Regions from separate parts of the Homo sapiens genome. Here region 2 is linked to region 1. The links are chromatin loops, found by intact Hi-C in ENCODE. Cell type or tissue: natural killer cell. All regions are shown on one strand. Each heading gives the region's core, and the rest is flanking DNA. Links, peaks and the distances in the headings are about the cores only.

Evidence for each region. Peaks named below come from ENCODE experiments on the same cell type or tissue, not always from the same donor. Only the 100,000 strongest peaks of a DNase experiment are listed, where the experiment ranks them.
Region 2: it touches region 1 in a loop (3-fold over the local background); 8 of 110 quality-filtered maps call a loop at or near these places.

Annotation. Positions count from the first base shown.
Region 1 is chr5:180,003,162-180,011,161 of GRCh38, reverse strand. The region is part of intron 3 of RNF130 (ring finger protein 130); the gene reads left to right. Among named protein-coding and RNA genes, the nearest start is that of MIR340, 8.2 kb to the left of the region's middle. RefSeq lists an enhancer at 3,111-3,612. In natural killer cell, for the core only: no CTCF peak of the experiment used is centred there; no DNase peak of the experiment used is centred there; H3K27ac peaks cover 1,054 bases.
Region 2 is chr5:180,085,953-180,095,342 of GRCh38, reverse strand. It overlaps the pseudogene LOC646058. Among named protein-coding and RNA genes, the nearest start is that of RNF130, 19 kb to the right of the region's middle. RefSeq lists a cis regulatory region at 1,528-1,545, an enhancer at 1,465-1,609 and a silencer at 4,687-4,816. In natural killer cell, for the core only: CTCF peaks have their summits at 4,521 and 4,724 (motif pointing right); DNase peaks (open chromatin) are centred at 4,052 and 4,742; H3K4me3 peaks cover 538 bases; H3K27me3 peaks cover 165 bases.

The DNA.
Region 1 (8,000 bases), core at 1-8,000:
ATTATTTTGTATTTGAGTTTATCCGACGTGTTGTGTTCCTTCGTGATTAGTTTCAGGTTATATGCGTTTTGTGAAAATGTAGATTTGCTTGCATTTGTAAGAGATAATACAAATACAAAGATGTCTCTTATCCCCTTCACTCATTTCTCCTTGTGGTAACAACATGTATAACTGTGGTCAGTATCATAACCTGGAAATTGGCATGGATGCAATCCACTGATCTTCCTAAATACACTGAAATCTCCCCACCTCTCCAGTTTAATGTGTACTTATTTGTGTATGTGTGTGTCTGTCTTTAGTCTGTGTAGTTTTATCGCATGTGTAGATTCACATGACCAACAACACGGTCAGGATACAGACCAGTTCCATCACAAGGAACCCTTGTGCTACTCTTTTATAACCACAGCCACCTCCCTCCTTCCCCCTTCCCTAATCTACCAGGAATCTGTTTCTCATCTCTATAGTTTTGTCATTTCAAGAATGTTAAATAGGTGGAATCATGGGCCAGGCACGGTGGCTCACACCTGTAATCCCGGCACTTTGGGAAGCCAAGGCAGGTGGATCACTTGAGGTCAGGAGTTCAAGACCAGCCTGGCCAACATGGCAAACCCCATCTCCACTAAAAATACAAAAATGTAGCTGGGCAAGGTGCCATGCGCCTGTAGTCCCATCCATTCAGGAGGCTGAAGCACGAGAATTGCTTGAACTTGGGAGGCAGAGGCTGCAGTGAGCCATGATCGTACCACTGCACTCCAGCCTGGGTGACAGAGTGAGACTCTGTTTCAAAAAAATAAAGAAAAAAATGTTATATAGGTGGAATCATATAGTATGTAACCTCTAGAGTTTGGAATTCTTCACTTCCTCACTCAGCATAATTACCTTGAGATACTTTTTTTTTTTTTTTTTTTTTTTTTTTTGAGATGTAGTCTCACTGTCGCCGAGGCTGGAGTGCAGCGGCTGGATCTCAGCTTACTGCAAGCTCCGCCTCCCAGGTTCACGCCATTCTCCTGCCTCAGCCTCCGGAGTAGCTGGGACTACAGGTGCCTGCCACCGTGCCTGGCTAATTTTTTGTATTTTTAGTAGAGATGGGGTTTCACCGTGTTAGCCAGGATGGTCTCGATCTCCTGACCTTGTGATCCGCCCACCTCAGCCTCCCAAAGTGCTGGGATTACAGGCGTGAGCCACTGCGCCCGGCCAAGATACTTTCAAGTTGTTATGTGTATCAGTCATTTATTCCTTTTTATGGCCGAACTATATCCCATGGTTTGGATGTACCACCGTTTGTTTAATTGCTCGCTCATTGAAGGATATCTGGGATGTTTTCAGATTTTGGCTATTACAAATAAAGCAGCTGTGAACAATCACATACAGGTTTTGGTGTAAACATGAGTTTTCGTTTCCCTGGGATAAATGTGTAATTTCTGAGTTCAGTGTAAATTCCAAGAGTGAAGTTTTTGGGCTGTTAAGATAAGTGCATATTTAGTTCTGTAGGAAACTGTTAGACTCATTTTGCAAAGTGGCCATACCATTTTGCATTCCTGCTAGAAATGTATGACTGATCCAGTTCCTCCACACTCTCGACAGCACTTGGTGTTTTCATCTCTTGTGATTGTTGAGTTGTGTAGTAACATCTCTTGTGGTTTTAGTTTGCATTTCTCTAATTAGACATTTTTTATGTGCTTGTTTGCCATCCGTATATCCTCTTCAGTGAAATATCCATTCATGTCTTTTGCCCATTTTCTACCTAGATTGTTTTTCACTGTTGAATTTTGAGAGCTTTTTATGTATTCCAGATACAAGTCCTTCGTCAAATATGTGGCTTGCAGAGATTATCTCCCAGTCTGTATTTTGTTTTGTTCAACCTCTTAACAAGGTCTTTGAAAAGCAAAAATTTCTAATTTTTATGGTTTATTAATTTTTTCTTTTATGAATTGTGCTTTTGGTGTCAAGTCTAAAAATTCTTTACTTATCCCTAGATATCCCAAAGATTTTCTACTATTTTTCCTGGAAGTTTTATATTATGTTTTACATTTAAGTCTGTGATTAGTTTATTTGAAGGCTTTCCTGTTTTCTAATGTAAGAATTAAGTGCTATAAATTTCTCTCTCAGCACTTCTTTAAGGCTATGCCTCACATATTTTGATATGCTGTATTTTCATTTTCATTCAGTCCTATGTATTTTTTTCTTTTGAGACTTCTTCTTTTACCCATACATTACTGAGAAGTATGTTATTGAATTTCCAGTAGTTTAGATATTTTACTTTTTTTTTTTTCCTTTTGAGAGAGGGTCTTACTCTGTCACCCAGGCTGGAGTGCAGTGATACGATCTCAGCTCACTGCAACCTCCACCTCCCGGGTTCAAGTGATTCTCTGACCTCTGCCTCCCGAGTAGCTGCGATTACAGGCGCATGCCACCGTGTCCGGCTAACTTGTATTTTTTGGTAGAGATGAGGTTTCACTGTGTTGCCCAGGCTGGTCTTGAACTCCTGACCTCAAGCGATCTGTGCACCTCAGCCTCCCAAAGTGCTGGGATTACAGACATGAGCCACTGTGTCCTGCCAAGATTTTACTATTATCTTAGTGTTACTGATTTCTGGTTTGATTCCATTATGCTCAGAGAAATACTCTATGATTTCAGTTCTCTTCTGTTTCTTGAAGTTTGTTTTATGATGTAGGATGTAGTTTGTCTTAGTCAGTGTTTCATTGGTGCTTAGAAAAAATATTCTGCTGTTGGGTGGCATGTTCTCTGGGTGTTAATTAGACCAGTGGGCACAGCTTTTCTTCCTGAGGAGCCGGGCTGGGAGAGCCTATTCCCACTGGGCTCTGTGAGACCAGGGTGGGAGGAGGATTGTGATTTTGCCCTTGGCGCCTGGCTGGAGTAGAATGAATATTACTGCAAGTGTTTTCTGATGTTAGGCCATCCTTCTCTTGGTACTTTGGCTAGCGGAGTTGGGCTTTTCTCGGCTTTTTCTGGGGTCGGGTGGTGGGCTGCTCTGGTCCTGTTGGCTGTTCCAGGTTGGAGGCTTCTGCAGCACATTGTCAGGAATCTATGGGGGAAGTAAGGAAGCTTGGAAGCCACCACCCGTTTCTCATGTCTTGAGGGCCCCAGGCAGCCCACCTCCTTTTCCCTCCTATAACATGTAATATACCTGTTAAAAAAAAAAAAAAAAAAAACTAAAAGATTTGTTTTTAAAATATGTTGACATACGAAACACTGAAAGTAAAATGAGAAGGAGCTGCTCTGGAGTGGTGTTGTTGACAGGCAAGCCTGTGTTAGTGGACTGGGTGTAGCTCACCCTGAGGACGTTGGAACAAAGGCTCACGGTTGTCCCAGGAGCCTGCTATTGGAAGATAGTGCTTTAATTAGCACCCAGTGTGGGGCCGGGGCTGATGAAGGAGGAAACATAATCACCATCTGGTGCAGGCCACAAACTGCGAGCTTGTTTCCTAGCATTTATTTTGCGGCTGACTGCATGCAGGATCCTTCCAAAGCGTCTCTCCAGATGCTACTGTGGTGGAAAGTGATGTTCTGACCTTTTTTCCTCCTTCCGTTTTCCCCAAGGTTGACAAATGCTTGATGAAATTTTTATGTGGCTTAAAAAGCTTAGCTTATTAAAGTTTAATAAGAAGGTGGCAGCAGCTAGACTGGTTGAAACCTTTGGCTATTTTAAAAGAGAAGCCATAATATTAGCAAAGGAAAACCAGTGAGTTTAAGGACAGACTCTGATTTTCTCTCACAAACTGTTTTTGTTTTTGTTTTTTGAGACTGGGTCTCACTCTGTCACCCAGGCTGGAGTGCAGTGGCGCGATCTTGGCTCACTGCAACCTCTGCCTCCTCGGCTTAAGCAATTCTCCTGCCTCAGCCTCACACGTAGCTGGGACTAAAGATGTGTGTCACCATGCCTGGCTAATTTTTGTATTTTTAGTAGAGATGGGATTTCACCATGTTGGCCAGGCTGGTCTCAAACTCCTTACCTCATGTGATCCTCCTGCCTCAGCCTCCCAAAGTGCTGGAATGACAGGCATGAACCTCCACACCTGGCCCCCACAAACTGTTATCATGAAGCAGTTCTTCCTGTAGAACATGCTACCAAAGAGATCCATATATTGTAAATAACTTTCTAAGCATAGTAAAATGCTCACAATTGAGAACATTTTGCATGTGATATAAGAATCTAATGCTTTGGCTTTTCAGTTCATGACTAAGTGTCTGTGGTTTGCTCTTCCTGGAAAACTGTCAGAATGTATCTAATTACTATCTATAGGTGTAGATAGTTCAAACTACCACTGATGGTAAACTTAAATGTCGCTGTCAAATTAAGTCACTGATAGTTATTTTACACAAAACGGTAGATGTTTGTTACCTTTATTTTGAATAAATGCTTAAGGATTTTCTGAAAAATGTAAAATGTTTAACAGTTACATGGTTAATATTGCACCTTTAATTTCAAAGTGGTCAAATTTAATTTCTAAAGCAGAACAATGAAATTTTCATTTTACTGTTTAGGAACGGGGCAGATGTAAAATATTCTGCCACTTAATGGACTCCTGAATATTTAGAATGTATTCTTAAAACTTCCCAGTGAAAATGCATGTGCTTTTTAAGGTATTTAAAATTTGTAAAAGCTTCTTGCCATAACATGTGTATATAATATTCTTTGACTTTATAAGTATCTCAGGGTTGCTGAAATGAAATACACTCTTATTGCCCATTTTCATCATGAAAGGTCAGTAGCTAATTGGAGAATGCATTTGCCTGTCAGAATGTGGAAATATATGGAACATTCCTGTGTCAGAGAAAGGTTAAAACTTTGCATGAGTACAGTTAATCTTTGAAAACTGGTGGGTTCAAAAGGTTTTTTTTTTTCTTCCACATTGGAAGAGAGGAAGTATTGTATATACTGCCAAGATTTGTCCTACAGAAAAGGATTATATGGCCCCAAAACAGACTTCTTTTGTCATTTTAGATGGCAGAGTGAATTTTGTTCATTATGTTTCTTAAGGATTAACAATTCCAGAAGAACTGGAAAGGGGAAATAGATGTTTGAGCTGAGAAGTTATTATCTTACCAGTTTTAAAAAAATACTGCAAATACTCTGATACCTTGTTTTTCATGTCCTGCCATTTTGTAAATAAATAACACTTTTCATATACAGAGACTGTATTATATACCTTCTAAATATTACATGTCAGGGGCTTAAGATCTGATTTTTTTAAAGCACAAAATATGCTCTTAAGATCATAGTGTTTGCAAGATAATTCATTTCTATATCCTTGGGGTTTAGCATGGGGCCTGGCACATCACACTGCCTCAGTAAATATTTCAATGAATTCAAGAATGAGCTTACCTTCTGTTGCAATGACAGATGCAGTCAAAATACTGTGTGGTATAGGAGTTATTCTTTGGGGGCAGAGTGATATTACTCTCAGGGAGTCAAGGACACTTCACAGAGAAGGTAGGTTGTGACCTTGGAGCTGAATTTTAAAGGATGAATTAAGACTTCATCAGATGGAGATGAAGGAGAGTCAGGCAAATGGATCATTTTCCACAGAGAGATGAAAGAGTTGAATGACTGAAACATCAGGAATAGTGGGCAGGAGACTTGTGAGTGTTGAGCTGATATTAGATGAATAAATTGTCACTAGACTATGAAGGGCATGAATCACATAAGAAAGTTAGGCTTTATTCTATAATCAATATGGTTTCTGTTGGTGTTGTTGTTGTTGTTTTTCTGAGACAGAGGCTTGTTCTGTCGCCCAGGCTGGAGTACAGTGGCTCGATTAACAGCTCACTGCAAGCTCCGCCTCCCAGGTTCAGACCATTCTCCTGCCTCAGCCTCCTGAGTAGCTGGAATTACAGGTGCCCACCACCAGGCCCGACTAATTTTTGTATTTTTAGTAGAGACGGGGTTTCGCCATGTTGGCCAGGCTGGTTTCAAACTCCTGACCATAGGTGATCCACCCGCCTCGGCCTCCCAAAGTGCTGGGATTACAGGCACGAGCCACCACGCCGGGCCATCAGTACGGTTTTTTAGCAGTGGAGTGATATACAATTCTTTTCTGGTGCGAGAGACTTAGGGAGAAGGAGCTATGAAAAGAGGAAATATTGAAGAGCAAAGGAAGATGATATTAATAAAATAAGGTTATGTAGAGAGGAGAGGAGTGATCTGGGCACAGGCAGATGGTGTCTTGCAAAAGAGTTAACAGAGGCTTCTTTTGAGAAAAAAAAATGGGAAAAAATGGTGGTGAATGAATGAAGGAGGGTGCAGACTACAAGGCACTTTGCATTGGGGAAAGATTTTATACCTAGATTTCACCAGTGTTTACAAAAAGAAAACCCTACTCTGTGCAGATACAGACTTACTCTAATTCTGTGAGAGAGTTCTGATTGCCGAATGGCAAAACCTGAGATGAATTTCATCAAAGTGACCTATCCTCAATATACTCTGAACCATTTGGCTTTGAACCAACTATTCCTATTAGATTAAGCCGTAAGAATTGTTTTAACTTGTTTTCTGCCAATTCAAACATTTTGTCACTTTGCTTTCAAATATAGAATGGTGTTTATTGTTGCAGCTTTGACCAGATGAGATAAGATAATCTGGCCCCTAACAAACCCCTCAAGCTGTATGCTATAGAAAGTCTTTTCAGCATTTTATAGTGGAGGAAGAACTGAAGTGGAAAGGAGATCTATGGTCCTAGTCCGAATACTTTTAGTAACTTCAGACAGATCTCCTCATCTCTTTCTGGGGCTTGGTTTTTCTCCTTTGTAAAATGATGCCTTTCTGTGGTTTTGTCATTTCTAACATTCTGTGTGTGATGAGGTGTAAATTTGAGGAGTTTTATTATTAAAGGAATAGGGCACAGTGTGAAGTACGGAGAATATCAGTGAGTGGGTAGCGTATTACGGGAAAATGCTTTGAAACCAGGGTTTGTACTTCATTTAGTGAGTCTCAAACTTTAGTATACAAAAGAATCATGTGAGAGCTCCTTTTAGGGGCTGGAGCACTTTTTAAAATTGCAAATTTCCAAGATCGTTCCTCCCCTTAATTCAGCAAGTCTGGATAGGGCCTACTTACTAGCCTTTGATGTGGGCAAATTATTTAATCTCTGCCTCAATCTCCTCTTCTGTAAAATGGGATATTATAGTTCTTTTCTCATAAAATGATTGTGACGATAACACGAGTCAGTACTTGTGAAGGGCTTAGAACAGTACCTAGCACATGGTATGTACCGAATAAACCTTAGTTAGTATAGATTTTATTATTATATATTACTAAGCATTCAAGGTAGATTTAATGCATCTGCCCCATGGACCACACCTTGAAAAACAGTGACTTAATGGCATGGTGTTTAGGTGAAGGTAAGAGACTTTAATAAAAAGTGATCTTCATGGAAGAATTTTGTACCTCATCGTAGGTACTTGAGAGTTAGCCGGATGCAAATAGACTTAGAATGAAAAATTTTAAAAAAATAGTGGCTTTTAGACAGATTCCAGGAAGAGATCAAATTGTACACACATACATAGACACTTATACCTGTCACAGGTTTACCTGTCGCAAAGTGATGGGAAATGTTAAAGGACTGATTAAAAACTCAAAGGATAATTCAGAAGAAGGTAGTAATACTGAAGCCAAGTCCAAAGAAAAATTACAGTGAAGGTATTGACATTAATACCTAACACAGAGAAGAGATATTTTGTCCTTGTGCTATAAGAGGTGTTCAAAGTTCAGAGGTGGAAAATATGATCTACCTAAATATTTGTAGGTCTCTGATTAGATAACCTACATGCATTCACGTCAGCTTGCTGAAGACTGGACTGCTTCCACCAGCACCTGCTCTCTGCTTTTGGCTATTCCATAATGCAGTGTGATGGCAGGCGCTCTCACACGGCTCATCACCGAGCCAGAAGTCTGGGGGCACCTCTCCTCAAACCCCCCTCTTCGTGCCTCCATGTCAGTCATGAGGTTCTGTCGGTTTTACCTGCTAAATCTTTCTTGA
Region 2 (9,390 bases), core at 578-8,577, 84 kb before region 1:
GAGAAGCAGCAGCCACCCAGCTGTGTCACATGCTGCTGAGAACATCCAATAAGAACCAAGAGCTGGCCTGGGGATTGGGCAATGTGGACATCAATAGTGACCTCAAAAGAAGGAATTTCAGTGAAATGTTGGGGATGAAAGTCTGCCTGAAGATGATTCCAAAGCAGATGGAAAGACCAACTATCCAATGGAAAAATGGGTAAGAAACGGTTCACAGAAGAGGAAATGTACATAGCTCGAACATGTAAAAAGATGCTCACGATGGCCGGGCGTGGTGGCTCACGCCTGTAATCCCAGCACTTTGGGAGGCCGAGATGGGTGGATCACGAGGTCAGGAGATCAAGACCATCCTGGCTAACACAGTGAAACCCCGTCTCTACTAAAAATACAAAAAATTAGCTGGGCGTGGTGGCAGGTGCCTGTAGTCCCAGCTACTTGGGAGGCTGAGACAGGAGAATGGCGTGAACCCGGGAGGCGGAGCTTGCAGTGAACCGAGATCCCGCCACTGCACTCCAGCCTGGGCGGCAGAGCGAGACTCCGTCTCAAAAAAACCAAACCAAACCAAACAAACAAACAAAAGATGCTCACGGTGATAGAAACTTTCAAGTTCTCTGAAAGACGACCACACTGATTTGCCATTTTTACCTCTTAGATTGACAGAAAACTAATAGTAATGTTTTGAAGCACAGCTGGGGAAACAAGCACTCGTCATTGCTGTTTGGAGTGTAAATTGATGCTCTCCCATGGAGGTGGATTTGGCGGTTGCCATCAAAATTACAGGCCGGGCGTGGTGGCTCATGTCTGTAATCCCAGCACTTTGGGAGGCCGAGGCGGGCGGATCACCTGAGGTCTGGAGTTCGAGACCAGCCTGGCCAACATGGTGAAACCCCATCTCTACTAAAAAATACATAAAATTAGCCTTGTGTGGTGGCGCATGCCTGTAATCCCAGCTATTCGGGAGGCTGAGGCAGGAGAATCACTTGAACCCTGGGGGCAGAGGTTGCAGTGAGCTGAGATCGTGCCACTGTATTCCAGCCTGGGAAACAAGAGCAAGACTTCGTCTCAAAACAACAACAACAAATTACAAATATGTGGATGCTGTGACATGGCAATGTCACCTCCAGCAAGTAATCTTCCCTTCACCCTTACACACCTTCAAATGAAGTCTGCATATGGCTATTCGTCACAGCAGTGTTTGACAGCAAAAGATTGGAAACAACCCTTGTCCATAAATAGGAAGCCAGGAAAACACATCCCTGTGTGCCTCCCCATTGAATACTCTGCAGCTGTAATAAGGATGCTTCATGTACTGACGTGGAAAGGCACCCTCACCCCACAATGGACGTACCAGCCCACCAGCATGGTTAAGTGGCCCCACAAATCCTTGCCAACGCTTAGCATCAGGATTATGTTCCTGCAGCAAGACATATGCCACCAAAATGAGGAAATAAACCAAGAAAGATGATGTGGGTCAGCAGTCACAGGACCCAACGCAGGGAGAGAACAGGAAGTCCTGGGAGACAGCCTCTTATCAGCACCCAGCAGATGACAGCCAGTGGGAGGACAGGGCTCCAGGAGAAGCCCAAACGCCTCTGCGGAACAGAAAACATGAAAGGAAGGGGGAGTGGGAATGGCAGCTTCTGTTAAAAGCCTCTTAACACTATAAATTACCTTTAAGTACTACTTTGATTTTTTTTAAATGGATTTTAAGCTGGGCATGGTGGCTCATGCCTGCAGTTCCAGCACTTTGGGAGGCAGGAGGATAACTTGAGGCCAGGCGTTCAAGACCAGCCTGGGCAACATAGGGAGACCTTGTCTCTACAAAAAATTTAAAAATTAGCCAGGCGTAGTGGCGCACACCTGTAGTCCCAGCTACTTGGGAGGCCGAGGGAGGGGAATAGCTTGAGCCCAGGAGTTCAAGGCTGCGGCGAGCTATAATTGAGCCACTGCCCTCCAGCCTGAGTGATAGAATGAGACCCTGTCTCCCATCCCCCCAGAAAAACATTTTACAACCAAAAAGTACAGTAAATCACTGTAGGGAGTAGGGTAGAGCTCCCAAAGCTGAGAGGGCCTATGGCCTAGCAAGAGAGCTCTGCACCCAAAGAAATGAGCAGGAAAACAGGGAAGGGGAGTACACAGACAGCAAAAGGTGGGTCTCTCTCAAATGTGATGTTCCTCCAAAATAATAGCATCTCAGACACACGCAGCTACCAGAGGAGGAAACACCCTGGGGCCCAGGCCCAGGGAGGGAGAGCCGGGGAGCTCCTCAGGGCCGTGAGGATGAAGGGTATTTGCCAAGCATCAGGAGCAGGAATCTCAAAGGGCAGGCAGAGGAGAGGAGCCGAGGGAAACCTACGGACCCCCTTCCCAGCAAAACGAGTGCAAGGGGTAAAAAGGATTTTTTTAAGCCTCCAGAAATTGTCTTTTTTTTTTTTTTTTTTTTGAGACAGAGTCTCACTCTGTTGCCCAGGCTGGAGTGCAGTGTCACAATCTGGCTCACTGCAACCTCCGCCTCCCGGGTTCAAGCAATTCTCCTGCCTCAGCCTCCTGAGTAGCTGGGATTACAGGCGCCCACCACCATGCCTGGCTATGTTTTTTTTGTATTTTTAGTAGAGACGGGGTTTCACCATGTTGGTCAGGCTGGTCTCGAACTCCTGACCTCGTGATCCGCCTGCCTCGGTCTCCCAAATGCTGGGATTACAGGCGTGAGCCACCACGCCCGGCCCGGAAGTTGTCTTAAAATAATAGACCAAATGAAGAAAAACTGATTCAAGAAAAAATCTACTGAAGCTCAGTAAGAACAGTGAGCACTATGAAATTTGAACTATTACCACTTCCTCCATCCTTACTCTCAGCTCAGAGTGACAAAAGCTCTGTGCCAGGTGGGTGCAGTCAACAACACAAAGCTCTCTGTCCCCCAGCTCCCAGGCAAGGCTACCATATCCCCACGGGAGGGGCAGGCTTCCAGCATCTCTCTCCGCAAGCCCAGCTCTGTGTTAGAAGCTAAATCTGGAGCAAGTGCAGCTGAGAGGTCAGGGCCCCCTCCTCCACTCAGCCCTTCCATTGCAGAGTGGAGACTCTGCCCTAGGTGCTTCAGTCTGAGCACACCGAGTCAGGCTGGCTCCAGCTCACTCAGGGTGGAAATTCCATGCTGGGAGAGGCAAGCCAGGAAGATCAGAGGCCGCAGTCCCCACCCAGTCCACTCATCAAGCAAGGGTGTCACTCTGAGAAAGTGGGCCGTTGTCCCTACCACCCACAGTGAAGCAGTGACTGAGAAATTTTGCCCAGGAGAGGAGAGGCAAGGCACAGGACAGACAGCTTCTAAGCTCTCCCCAAAGGAATTGCCTTTATTTGAACACAGTGTAGGTAAGTTCAAGGCTAAGGGCACTCAAAAAACAAGAGAGGCTAGGTGTGGAGGCCGACGCCTGTAATCCTAGCACTTTAAGAGGCTGAGGCAGGTGGATCACCCGAGCTCAGAATTTTGAGGCCAGCCTGGCCAGCATGGTGAAACTCCGTCTTTACCAAAAATATAAAAAATTAGCCTGGTGTGGTGGCACACGCCTGTAATCCCAGCTACTTGGGAGGCTGAGGCAGGAGAATCGTTTCAACCCAAGAGACAGAGGTTGCAGTGAGCCGAGATTGTGCCGCTGCACTCCAGCCTCGGCGACAGAGCTGGACTGTCTAAAAACAAAACAAAAACAGTAGAGATCGTGTTGGTAAGCGATTAACAGATAACTAGTAGCTTCAACAGAGCAACAAGCTAAACCATAAGCCAGCCAATTTACCAGATAGAACCATGGAGAAAGCAGCCACAAAGAGCCCTCTGGGGTCAGAATGAACCTCGAAGACTGACCTGGAACACTGCCCCTGCAGAGGCACCTGCATTTAATTGAATCAAACTGTGGAGAAATGTTGGTCCCAGGACCTGGTCTTAACAGTAGAACCATCATCCAGCAGTTGGTGGCGCCTAACAGCTGGTGCGAGACCAACAAAGGCAGACAGTTAACAGAATTACGAGGGAAAGGGACAGCCAAAGAGAGCCCTGCTAAAGCCACCGCCACCCCAGGATGACTGTGAGCATGCCCAAGGCTCCCCCTGAGGAGCAACATCAGAGGCATCACCTTGCAGGTGAAACAGACTGCGTTAAAATAGCCCAGTTAAGTCTCATGCTTTTCCCTGGCACGTGGCCTGCACCTGAGGCCTTTGCTCTCTATTTTTTGCCAGTTTGCCAGTAAAACTTTACTTATCAAAACAGGCAGCCAGCCTGTGGGCAATAGCTTACTGATTTAATTTTTTTAAATACTGCCTTGTTTATCCTGATTCTCTCCCGTGCCTTGGCATCCCTGGGAAGTTGCTTACTTAAGAGGCCAAGGGGCCGGGGGCGGTGGCTCACGCCTGTAATCCCAGCCCTTTGGGAGGCGGAGGTGGGGGGGGGGGGTGGGGATCATTTGCGGTCAGGAGTTCGAGACCAGCCTGGCCAACAAGGTGAAACCCCTTTTCTACTAAAAACTCAAAAATTAGCCGGGCGTGGTGGCACACGCCTGTACTCCCAGCTACTCAGGAGGCTGAGGCAGGAGAATGGCTTGAACCCGGGAGGCGGAGGTTGCAGTGAGCCGAGATCTCGCCACTGCACTCCAGACACAGCGAGACCACGTCTCAAAAAAAAAAAAAAAGAAGCCGAGGCCGTCGCCGGCCCGCGCCGAACCGCCAGGGGGCGCCCTCCCTCCGGCACCGCCCACTCAGCCCGGCAGGAATCCGGGGCACAGGGGGCCCCTGACGCCGCGCTGGGCGTCCCGAGTGCTGGGCGTCAGATTTGCTCCTTCGCGCTCCTCCGGCGGCAGCGCTCCTCCCCACCCCGCCCCCAGCAATCGCCCACCGACCTGCGTCCCTTTCTCCGCCGAGATGCCTTGGGATCTGCTCCCTCCTTCCCCTCACGGACCCTCCCCCAGGTCTGGCCTCAGCTGCTCCCACCTCCTGAGGTTTTTCTCGCGTTTTGATTTTAGGGCGGGCCTCCCAGCACGAAAGCCTGACCTAAAATCAAGGCTGATTATAGTTCCTGCTCCCAAACAATCCTTCCCTTCAGCCAGACCTGAGCCTCCTGAGAGCCCGCGGCTGAGCTGAGGGAGAGCCCTCGCGACCCCCGCGGGGGATGTGGGCGAGAAAGCGCCTCACTCTCCTCCCGCGCAAAACGCCGGAGAGACCGGAAAACGCAGCCGTCGAGGTGCGCAATATTTTAATGCCATGTTTTTAAAAGTTAAAGTTAATGAAAAAGTCCATGAACAAAATATCAACATTTTAAATAAAGACAGGATTGGATTTTTTTTTTTTTTGACGGAGTCTCTCCCCGTCGCCCAGGCTGGAGAGCAGCGGCGCCATCTCTGCTCACTGCAACCTCCGCCTCCCGAGTTCAAGCGATTCTCCTGCCTCAGCCTCCTGAGTAGCTGGGATTACAGGCGCCCGCCGCCATGTTTGGCTAATTTTTTGCATCTTTAGTAGAGACGGGGTTTCACCATATTGGCCAGGCTGGTCTCGAACTCCTGACTTCGTGATCCCCCCACCTCATCCTCCCAAAGTGCTGGGATTACAGGCGTGAACCACCGCGCCTGGCCGGATTGGATTTTTCTTTTGGCCTCAGGCTCCAGTCCTCTGACTGACCTTGTCTTTGACTTTTGAAAATATTGTATTAAAATATTATTTATGCTGATGACTGAGATTTTGAGGACCCTTCTCCAATTTTCCACCTGAGGCAACCATCTCACTCACTTCATCCCAGTCCCAGCCCCCTGTAGAGACAGTCAATAAACAAGTAATAGGTGGATGTGGTGGCTCACGCCTGTAATCCCAGCACTTTGGGAAGCCAAGGTGGGCAGATCACCTGAGGTCAGGAGTTCTAGACCAGCCTGGCCAACATGGTGAAATCCCATCTCTACAAAAAATATAAAAATCAGCTGGGCGTGGTGGCACGCGCCTGTAATCCCAGCTACTCGGGAGGCTGAGGCAGGAGAATCACTTGAACCTGTCGGAGTTTGCAGTAAGCTGAGATAGGGCCATTGCACTCCAGCTGGCGACAGAGCAAGACTCTGTCTCAAAAAAAAAAAAATACATAAAAGAAAAGTAATAATTTCAGAAAGTGATAAGATCTAGAGAAAATTAAACATGACCACGTGACCCAGCAACTCCACCCTCCTAGGTATTCCATTCCAAAAGAAATGACAACATACAGTCACACAAAAACTTGCACACAAATGTACATAGCCACACTGCTCACAATAGCCGAGGAGTGGGGAACAAACAAAATGTACTTCAGTGGATGAATGCTACACAAAATGTGGCTGTGATCTTATCAAATATACATTTGGTCTTCATCCGGGCTTCCTGGCCTACAACTGCTAGAATCCTCAGAATCTCCACAGTAGTGTCTTTCATATGCTAAAGAGGTGGGTGAAGGCGGGCAGCCCCCAGGTAGCTCCAGGATGGGGCTGGTCACCAGAAGGACCAAGGCAGGACTAGAGGCCTGGGACTTTCAGCCTCACCCCCCAGCCTCCGGGGAGCGGAGAGGGGCTGAAGGTTAAGTTGGTCACCCATGGCCAGTGATTTCACCAGCCACGCCCAAGAAATGAAGCCTCCGTATAACCTCCAGGATAGCTGAACACATGGAGGTTCCTGGAGGGCCGCGTGCCCAGGGAGGGGTAGAACCTTCGTGCCCCTTTCCCCATGCCTTGCCCAGGCATCTCTTCATCTGTATTCTTCCCAATACCCTTTATAATAAACCAGCAAATGTAAGTGTGTCCCCGAGTTCTGTGAGCCACTCTCGCAAATTAATTGAACGCAAGGAGGGCGTCATGGGAACCCCAACTTGAAGCCGGTCCCTCAGAAGTTCCTGAGGCCCTGACTTGGGAGTGGCATCAGAAGTGGAGGCAGTCTTGGGGACTGAGCCCCACCCTGTGGGCTCTGACGCTCTCTCCAGGTAGATAGCATTAGAATATAGAGGACACCCAGCTGGTGCCTAATGCAGAATTGGTTGCTTGCTTGCTGATGTGTGGGGAGAAACCCCCAACATTTGGTCACCGAAGCCTTCTGTGTTGCTTACTGTGGCGTGGGAGCAGAGGAAAAACGGTTTGTGTTTTTTCCACTCACAGATGGTTCTCTTGAAGTTTTTTCTGCCCATACATGCTGCACTGTTCTATACTGGGGCTGACCTCAGTTCAAAACTGGGAGACAAGAAAGAAAAAGCAACTGGGAAACTTGCCCTTGAATAGGTCATTCTTCAAGTTTCAGCTCTTCTCTCCTATCCACCTGCTATTGTTAACACTGCAGAGTCCTTAGCTAGTGACTTGTTGATTTTGTCCCTAGACAGCGGCATGGATGGATTGTAGTGGTCTCTTACTTCATCTTGGCCAGCTTCAGAATCCAAAATGTAATATTTAACCTCCCTAATTACGACGAATGTTAATTCTCCCATTTATTTTATTTTATTTTTTATTTTTTTGAGATGGAGTCTTGCTCTGTTGCTCAGGCTGGAGTGCAGTGGTGCAATTTCGGCTCACTGCAACCTCTGCCTCCTGGATTCAAAGGATTCTCCTGCCTCAGCCTCCCGAGTAGCTGGGATTACAGGTGCCCACCACCATGCCCGGGTAATTATTTTTTTGTATTTTTTAGTGGAGACAGGGTTTCACTATGCTGGTCAGGCCGGTCTCAAACTCCTGACCTTGGGTGATCCGCCCACCTCAGCCTCCCAAAGTGCTGGGATTACAGGCGTGAGCCACTGCGCCTGGCCGATTCTCCCATTTTAAGGATTAAAAAGTTGAGGTTTAAAGAGGTATAGTCATCTGCCCAACCTGTATAGCCAATGCTAAGGTTTATTTAAAATTAACTGATGAAACCTGTGTGGGGTGGAGTCAGAAAGCAGGAGAGGGTAAAAGAAAACAGGTGATGGAAGAACAGAGTGGTAGGGGAGGAAGAGGGTGAAATGGGAGAGAAAAGGAAGAGAAGGCCAGGCACAGTGGCTCACACTTGTAACCTGAATGCTTTGGGAGGCTGAGGTGGGAGGATCACTTGAGGCCAGGAGTTCCAGGCCAGCCTGGGCAGCATAGCAAGACCGTGTCTCAACAACAACGAAAAAGCATCCAGGCATGGTGGGGCGTGGCTGTAGCCTTATCTACTCAGAAGGCTGGGTCAGGAGCATGGCTTGAGCCTGGGAGTTTGAGGCTGCAGTGAGCTATGATTGTGCCACTGCCCTCCAGCCTGGGCAGCAGAGCCAGATCCTGTGTAAAAAAAAAAAAAAAAAGGCACTGCGGCTGCAGAATGGTCGGCGGTGGGAGGAAGTGCAAGCCCAGCGGGGAGGGGCCTGTGAAAAAATGGTTAATGTGAAGAAAAGTAAATTCTATGAAGCTGATGTGGTCTTCGACAAGAAGTAGAAAATCATTATAAGCTCTCTTCACCTGAAGATTCCGATCGTTTCTGGAAGTTCTTTGAAGAACTTGATCCTGAAAAGCCAGCTGATCACTTTCTGCAAGCCTCGGACTTCAGTTAGGTGGTCCTTATGATATCCTTGCTGGAAAACATAAAATTAAGAAAAATTCAACAGGCCTGAATGTTAGCCTTCATTGGAGGTTTTACCATGATCCTCCTGAGTTCCAGACCGTCATTATTGGAGATAATAAAACTCAGTACCACATGGGGTATTTCAGGGATTCTTCTGATGAACTTCCTGCATATGTTGGTATAAATGAAGCAAAGAAAAAGTGTACAATTGTTCCAAATGGAGATAATGTATTTGTGGCAGTCAAATTATTTTTGATGAAAAAACTTAAAGAAGTAACGCATAAAAAGAAAACTAGGCCGGGTGCAGTGGCTCACGCCTGTAATCCCAGCACTTTGGGAGGCCGAGGCGGGTGGATCACCTGAGGTAGGGAGTTTGAGACCAGCCTGACCAACATGGAGAAACCCCATCTCTACTAAAAATACAAAATTAGCCGGGCGTGGTGGCGCATGCCTGTAATCCCAGCTACTCGGGAGGCTGAGGCAGGAGAATCGCTTGAACCCGGGAGGTGGAAGTTGCAGTGAGCCAAGATCGTGCCATTGCACTCCAGCCTGGGCAACAACAGCAAAACTCTGCCTCAAAAAAAAAAAAAAAAAAACTAATCTCTTGAAAAACATAGATGAAAAACTCGCAGAAGCAGCCAGAGAAATGGGGTCCTCACTGGAACAGACAACCACGAAGATGAAACCGATAAGAAAGTTGTGACGAAGGCCTTTCATGGTGCAGGCTTGGCTGTTCCAGCAGATAAAAATGATGTTGGGTACAGAGAGCTCCCTGAAACAGATGCTGACGTCAACAGAATTTGCAAGACAATAGTTGAGGCTGCAAGTGAGGAGAGACTGAAAGCT